Linked DNA regions of Mus musculus: all the other regions are linked to region 2. Evidence: chromatin loops called from intact Hi-C (ENCODE). Cell type or tissue: heart. All regions are shown on one strand.

What was found. Hi-C counts contacts between places; a loop is a spot of excess contacts. Peaks named below come from ENCODE experiments on the same cell type or tissue, not always from the same donor. Only the 100,000 strongest peaks of a DNase experiment are listed, where the experiment ranks them.
Region 1: it touches region 2 in a loop (4-fold over the local background); 5 of 42 quality-filtered maps call a loop at or near these places.
Region 3: it touches region 2 in a loop (2.8-fold over the local background); 8 of 42 quality-filtered maps call a loop at or near these places.

What each region holds. Positions count from the first base shown.
Region 1 is chr1:153,046,871-153,049,370 of GRCm38, reverse strand. The region is part of intron 1 of Nmnat2 (nicotinamide nucleotide adenylyltransferase 2); the gene reads right to left. Among named protein-coding and RNA genes, the nearest start is that of Nmnat2, 93 kb to the right of the region's middle. In heart, a CTCF peak has its summit at 1,109 (motif pointing left); a DNase peak (open chromatin) is centred at 1,000; H3K27ac peaks cover 1,460 bases.
Region 2 is chr1:153,384,311-153,386,810 of GRCm38, reverse strand. The region is part of intron 1 of Gm46246 (a long non-coding RNA gene); the gene reads left to right. Among named protein-coding and RNA genes, the nearest start is that of Gm46246, 11 kb to the left of the region's middle. In heart, a CTCF peak has its summit at 982 (motif pointing left); a DNase peak (open chromatin) is centred at 1,500; H3K27ac peaks cover 490 bases.
Region 3 is chr1:153,240,336-153,242,835 of GRCm38, reverse strand. Lamc1 (laminin, gamma 1) reads left to right here. Exons shown (of 28, transcript NM_010683.2): 15 at 54-207; 16 at 817-959; 17 at 2,341-2,500. Among named protein-coding and RNA genes, the nearest start is that of Lamc2, 55 kb to the right of the region's middle. In heart, no CTCF peak of the experiment used is centred here; a DNase peak (open chromatin) is centred at 1,275.

The sequences.
Region 1 (2,500 bases), 340 kb after region 2:
ATCTTCTTGCTTCCAAGTACTGGGGATTATAGACATAGACCATCATACCCAGCTTTGTGCAAGCCTTGGGAAGTGAAGAAACCGAGGAAAGTTGACTCTGTTTTCCTCTTTCTTTATTAAAAGATAAGAGAAGGCTCAGAGACAAGAGACTGCAGTGGCTAGAGAAAGAACCAGGAGGATACCTGGAGCTCGTTCCAGGTTCAGTGAGAGACCTCATCTTTAAAAAAAAAAAAAAAGAAAAGAAAAAAGAAATATATATCTTTATATATTTACCTATATTTATATAAATATTTATATAAATTTAAACAAACAATTATGTATTTATATAAATTTATGCATTGATATGTTTATATAAATTTATGTATATATTTTATATGTTTAAATTATATATAAATATATATTTATTTACACATACACATATATATTCATACACATACACACATGAAATCCACTGAGAAGACACCAGATCTCAGGCACTTGCATATACACATATCTGTACATACACACACACACACACACACACACACACACACACACACCCCTATACATATACATGTACGGCTCATGCCATCATTCACTGGAACCGGACTAATAACAACAAGAATTTAATGTGCCAGCCATTGTTCCCTGGGCCTTAAGGTAACTAGTGGTTCTGTGGCCTAGCTATCTAGCCCCTCTGGGCGTCCAGCCTGACACTCTCTCTTGTTGGCAGACCTCAGTCATGTCTGAAGGAGAAACACCCAGGTTAGAGGAGAGACTTGGCCTCTGTGGGTGGGAGTGGAGACCAGGGCCGCAGAGGCAAGGCTCACAAGAAAGGACTCCATTTGAGTCGTCTGCCGAGAGTTAGGTCAGCTCTGGGAAACTCGTTCCCAGGCAGTTTTTGAAAAACCAAAAGAGGTCATTTTGTTCTCCCTGAGAAAGGAAATCCCCTAAAGAGAGCAGTGGGCGGAATTTCTGAGGGCACGGAGTCTCTGGAAGCCAAAGGCGGGGTCAGGGAGGCCAAGGCAGTGGGATCATTACACAACCCCCTCTCCTTGGGAAAAGCCCAGCATCCTTCCTGCCTGGAGTGAGCCGGAGGCCACGGGCTCCATCTGCTGTGCCCTGGTGAGACACACACCAAAGAAACCCAGTTACTGGCCTCCATCTATTCTTTCCCTTGATAGACGCCCAGCAGAGGGTGTGGTGTCTCAGACAACAAAAACAAACAGAAGATCGTATCTGTACGTCTGTGTGGGGCCGGGGTGAGTGTTGTGTATGTAAGTGCAGGTACCCATTGTGCTGTGCAGTTTTATGATAGCTTGACACAGCGAGATATCTGAAAGGAGGGAAACCTCAACTGAGAAAATGCCTCTATAGGATCCGGCTGTAGGGCATTCTCTTGATTAGTGATCGATGGAGGCAGACCCAGCCAGTTGGGTGTGGGGCAATCCCTGGGCTGGTGGTCCTGGGTTCGATAAGCCAGCAGGCTGAGCAAGTCATGGGGAGCAAGCCACTAAGCAGCACCCCTCAATGGCCGCTGCATCAGTTCCTGCCTTGATTGAGTTCCTGTCCTGATTTCCTTCAATGACAAACAGTGATATGAAAGTGTAAGCGAAATAAACCCTTTCCTCCTCAACTTGGATTTTGGTCATGGTGTATTCAGCACAGCAATAGAAACCTTAATAAGACACCACAGTGGCCAAATGAGGGCTCAGATCCTCTGGAACTGGAGGTAAAGGCAGTGTGAGCCCTCTGAGGTCAGTACTGGATCCCCCACAAGAACAGTAAGCATTTTTAACCACGGAGCCATCTCTCCAGCCCTTAGGACTTGCATCTAAGGCCATAGAAGGGGTGACACTGAGTCTACACACAGCCTCTGTACTGCCCTTGCTGCCAGGCAATCTCTGTGGAGATATGGGAGTGTGCGCCCCTGCCCTTCCTGGGACTGTCACGGTGGGTATACTGAACTGGAAGTCAAGGTTAGATAGAGTCTGGTCTGTTTCCACGGGAAAATGGCCCTGGCTTTGGACTTCTGGAGGCCTGCCTGTAAAAAATAAATCACCTTGCATCAATTAGATTGCATCAGCATTGAGCACCTACTATGCACCAGTGTGGGAAACCAAGCACAGGGAACACTAGGATTTCTATGAAAGCTCAACCTGGAGGAGTTTACTTTCTAAACTGATCATTCCAACGCAATGCCTCCTGCTCCAGCGGTTGCCGGGCTGAACTGACATGGCGCATACACGCGTGTCTACCAGCTCCAAGGATCACGGTGATTTTCCAGAGGCACAAGGAGAACCAGAAGCAGGGCAGGACACTAAGAGTATCTCAGGCAAGGCCTCCCCTCTCAGCAGGGCCTCCAGCACAGAGGCAGGGGTAGAGGGGGGTGGGGGGAGGGGGGAGGGATTGGGGATGGGCCTGTCTGCCTCCTGCTTCCACCTGCTAAGGTAGCAGTGCTAGCTCTCTTTCTCCCCCTCCTCCCTCCATCTCTTCCCTCCTCCCTCCATCTCTCTTTTCT
Region 2 (2,500 bases):
TCTAACCTCCAGCACTTTAACCTGCGGCTCCGTGTTCTGCTGAGGCTTCAGCCTTTGACGGCCTGTGCTGACCCCTCCATACTTGTTTAGCTTCCTTTTTCAGTTCTTTTCGAGATAAATACAGGTTTTAAATCTCATTCTGTATAAACTACATAAAGGCTTGCCCTACTATTTAAGGGCACATGGCACTAGAGAGAGGCAGGAAGGACACAAACTAAATCTCTAACTAAAGCTACTCCGAAGAAAAGCTAGCAGCCCACGCGGGACTTCATAGTCGGCGATGAAGACTCACTCAGATGAAGTGGAGAGCCATTGATGGGGCAATTGTCATCAACACACACACACAAATTTACACACTCACGTGCACAAATACACACATACGCAGGCGCGCGATTGCACGTCAGTCAGACACGCATGCGCGCTAAATATTTGGATCCAGGCAAACATAACAAAAGGATAGGACAATATAAGACATTATTCAGCTGTAGCCTTTGCAGAGGAGCGGTCGTATCACAGAGAACATGGTTATGAAAGGGCACTTCATAATTCACCTTATATAATTCTACATTGCAGAAGTACTCTAGAGTAAAACTTTTGTTCAGCTTGTTTTTGTTTTGTTTTGTTTTGTTTTTCACTTTGAAGCAAGGTCTTGCTAGATTACTTTGCTTTTTCTCAAAGTCAAAACCGTCCTGCCTCAGTCCTCCGAGGGCTGGGATCTGGGGTGTGGGCCACCATGGGTGTCCTCCTGGGAGCTTTCTCTTGCTTCTTCTTCTTCTTAACCTGGTAAAGATATCAGAAAATGAGTTTTCATTACTCTAGGATGTGCATTTATGCCATTTAAAGACGTTGTGGACCAGCTGGAGACAGTCTCAGTGACTAAGAGCACTTTCTGGTCATAGAGGACCCCAGTTCAATACCCAGCACCCACAGGGGGCAGCTAGCTCCCAACTGGCTGTAACTCCAGATCCAGAGGATCTGCCCTCTTGTGGTGTCTGTGTCTGCATTAATATGGATGTGCCTGCCGGGCAGTGGTGGCTCACGCCTTTAATCCCAGCACGTGGGAGGCAGAGGCAGGCAGATTTCTGAGTTCGAGGCCAACCTGGTCTACAAAGTGAGTTCCAGGACAGCCAGGGCTATACAGAGAAACCCTGTCTCAAAAAAAAAAAAAAAAAAAAAAAAAAAAAGGACATACGTACACTCAGACATACATACACACACACACAGACATAAATTTATTTTAAAAAAAAAGGCATTAGAAGGCTGGAGCACTGTCATTCTGGCATTCACTTGTATTCCTGGAGGGCTATCAGAGCACAAGGTCAGCTCGGGCCACAGGCATACATGCAGGCAGAATGCCATATACATAATAGATATACCTAAAAAATAAAAAGATAAAATTCAGAAAGAAACAAAAAGAGCTGGGATATAAATCAGGTTACAGAACCCGACTACCATGTTGAAAGCCCCAGGTTCACGCCCACAGCACAGGGGAGGAGGTATCAAATCGCAGCTCTTTGTCTCCAATTGAATTGTATGGAAAAGGAAGAGGGTCATTACACTGGAGGAAGTGAAGTGTTTCCTGGAGGGAAAGGCTTAGGTAAGTCGGCTCTGTTCCTGATGCAGAATTGTAAGCCTGGAATTCCCAGGGACAAGGCTGCCCCGGAGGACATTGATGGAGACAGATGCCTTCTGACAGGGATCCAGAGAACATCAGGGAACATCAGGACGCTTGTCACTACAGACTCAAGGCTGACTGTGTGAACACAGCCCACTGTTAGCTATGTAACCTTGAGAAATGTATTTGCCTTTCTGAAATTCTATTGCTTCATCTGTCATGGGGAGTAGTGGTAGAACGCACCTCGTTGGCTGGCCGGGATAGTTAAGTGACATAAAATGTTCAAAGACCTTAAAACTGGAATTGGTCCATAGGTGTGTTCAGACGATGCAGCCTGCTCCCCAGGTCAGCAGCAAAATGGAATTCTTAACTTTCCTATCTCCAGTTATGTCCATGGACACACCAAAGACCCAGGCTGTGCCACAGAGACAACGCTTCCATGACACTTCAGGCAGTAATGCAAATCAATTTATTGGATCAGAAATAGAATGAGTCTGCATTAAAATATAAGAATTTGAAAATGAGGTGGATAGGGATGGCACACGCCTTTAATCCCAGCACTTGGGAGGCAGAGGCAGGCAGATTTCTGTAGGCCAGCCAAATCTACAGAGTGAGTTGCAGGACAGCCAGGGCTACACAGAGAAACTCTGTCTCGAAAAACCAAAAAAAAAAAAAAAAAAAAAAAAAAAAAAGATTTTGAAAATGATGCATTAGGGGCTGGAGAGATGGCTTAGCAGTTAAGAGTGCTAACTGCTCTTCCAGAGATCCTGAGTTCAATTCCCAGCAACCACATGGTGGCTCACAACCATCTGCAGTGGGATTCGATGATGCCCTCTTCTGGTGTGTCTGAAGACAGCTGCAGTGTACTCATATACATGAAATAAA
Region 3 (2,500 bases), 140 kb after region 2:
ACTGCTCTCCCTGGAGATTTGCATCTGTTGCTTTCTCTGTCTCCCCACCCTAGCCTGCGCCTGCAATCCCTACGGGACAGTGCAGCAACAGAGCAGCTGTAACCCGGTGACCGGACAGTGCCAGTGTCTGCCTCATGTGTCTGGCCGCGACTGCGGTACTTGTGACCCTGGCTACTACAACCTGCAGAGCGGGCAAGGCTGCGAGAGGTGAGACTTGAGTCTGTGTAAAGTGATCCTTGTTGTCTTTGTCTTAAGAAGTACATCTTTCCAAGCTACTCTAAGCAGCTGGCTTGAGGTTGCTTAGGAATTGTTTCCAGTGTCTTATGCAGGAAAGGCGCTGTGTAAATAGGGGACAGAAGGGATAGATAGCATAGTGGCAGTTCTGATGTGTCAGACACTAATTCTTTTTTTTTTTTTAAGATTTATTTATTTTATTTATGTGAATACAATGTAGCTGTCTTCAGACACACCAGAAGAGGGCATCCCATCCTATTACAGATGGTTGTGAGCCACCATGGGGTTGCTGGGAATTGAACTCAGGACCTCTGGAGGAGCAGTCAGTGCTCTTAACTGCTGAGCCATCTCTCCAGCCCTCAGACATTTCAAAATGCAGATTGCAAGGTTTCTTCTGAGACAGACTCATCAGGGCTGCAGCCTGGGAGTCTGTCCAGTTCTCTGTCAGTAGGGTTTAGTGTGGACCTAAGGGAACAACCCCTAACATTCTGATGAGTCGTCCTTAGCGTGCTGTCTTCCAGATGAGAATGTTGCCCACTCTCTGCCCCTCCTACCCTAGAAACATCTTGTGCTTCTCCTCAGGTGTGACTGCCATGCTTTGGGTTCCACCAATGGGCAGTGTGACATCCGCACCGGGCAGTGTGAGTGCCAGCCTGGCATCACCGGCCAGCACTGTGAGCGCTGTGAGACCAACCACTTTGGGTTTGGACCTGAAGGCTGCAAACGTAAGACATGGTGACTTGCAGTGCAGTGTCTCCCATGCCAGTTAGTGCGTTACAGGCCTGATAGCCTCTGTGGCCACGAAAGAAACCTCCTGTGACTATCAGAAAACTCTGGAGATCGAGGGCCTTTGGTTCCTCTGGTACCACCCTGTTGATGTCTCCTTTTCTAGTTTTTTTATACTTATTTCTCCTTGTAATTTTGTTTTCTAAAGAAAAAAAAATCCCCCCTGAAGCACTGAGCGTGTCCACTCTGCTTATTAAGGCTTCCTGACTACCTCGGCTCTGCAGATAAAGAAGCAGCCGTGGCTCTGCTCGGCCGCTATTGGCTTGCTTCGGCTCCACCCTTGGAGCCCATTTGGTTTGGTTGCATATAAACATCTGCTTCTCCTTGGCATAAACACTTGCCTGGAAATCAGAACAGTTTGGATTTTTTTGCTTTCTGAATTCCTTCATTTCTTGTGTGGAATGTAGAAATTCCAAAGAGAAAACAAACTGTAAAGAAGCGCAGGAAGTGTTAGGTTAGCATTTGGGTTTTCTTATTTCTTAGAGAAATTTAAAGATGAAAGTAGAGAGGAGTCCCAGAAGCATATGAGAAAGAGCGCTACATCATTTAATATACTGTGTGTGTTCTCTGTGTAGCTCAGGCTGACCTCACTTCCCCTTCCTCTACCTCCCAGAGACATATTCTCTACCATGCCTGACATTCGTGTAATTTTTATACCACATTGAGGTCATGTGCCCCAAGGGATTGCTGAGGTGACTCAGTTGATAAAGTGCTTGCCATTCGAGCAGGAGAGCCTGAGTTCAGATCCCCAGCACCCATATAAAAAGGCAGGTGTGTATCTGTAACGAGGCCGAGGCAGGTAGATCCCTGGAGCTCACTGGCCAGCAGCTCGGGTTGAGATGCAAGTCTCAAAATATAAGGGAGATCTAGGCACAGTGGCACACACCTTTAATGCTGACACAGCAGCTCTTTAGAGACCTGGACCTAATTCCAGGTAAAGGTAGGCAGAGCTCTTGTGAGTTTGAAGCCATCCCGGTCTCCATAGTGAGTTCCAGGCCAACCAGGGCTGCATAATGAGACTCTGTCTCAAAAATACACACACACAAAAATAAACAACAGAAATTAGGTAAACGGTGGTAGAGATGAACAGATACCCAGTGTTGACCTCTGACCTTTGTAAGCATATACATGCACATGTATGCACACATGCCACATGCTGCCCATATTACTTCACAACCTAGTTTTCCTTTTAAAATGTCTATCTTGCCTGCTACATGGACTTAGCTATTTAAAAGTCTCATAAGTGAATTTTTCATAAGTACACATGATGATGGTACAGTCAGTCCGAGTTAAAATGGGAATTGTCTCCTCATTCCTTAGCTTGTGACTGTCACCATGAAGGATCCCTTTCACTCCAGTGTAAAGAGGACGGCCGTTGTGAATGCAGGGAAGGCTTTGTGGGCAATCGCTGTGACCAGTGTGAAGAGAACTATTTCTACAATCGGTCCTGGCCTGGCTGCCAGGAGTGTCCGGCTTGTTA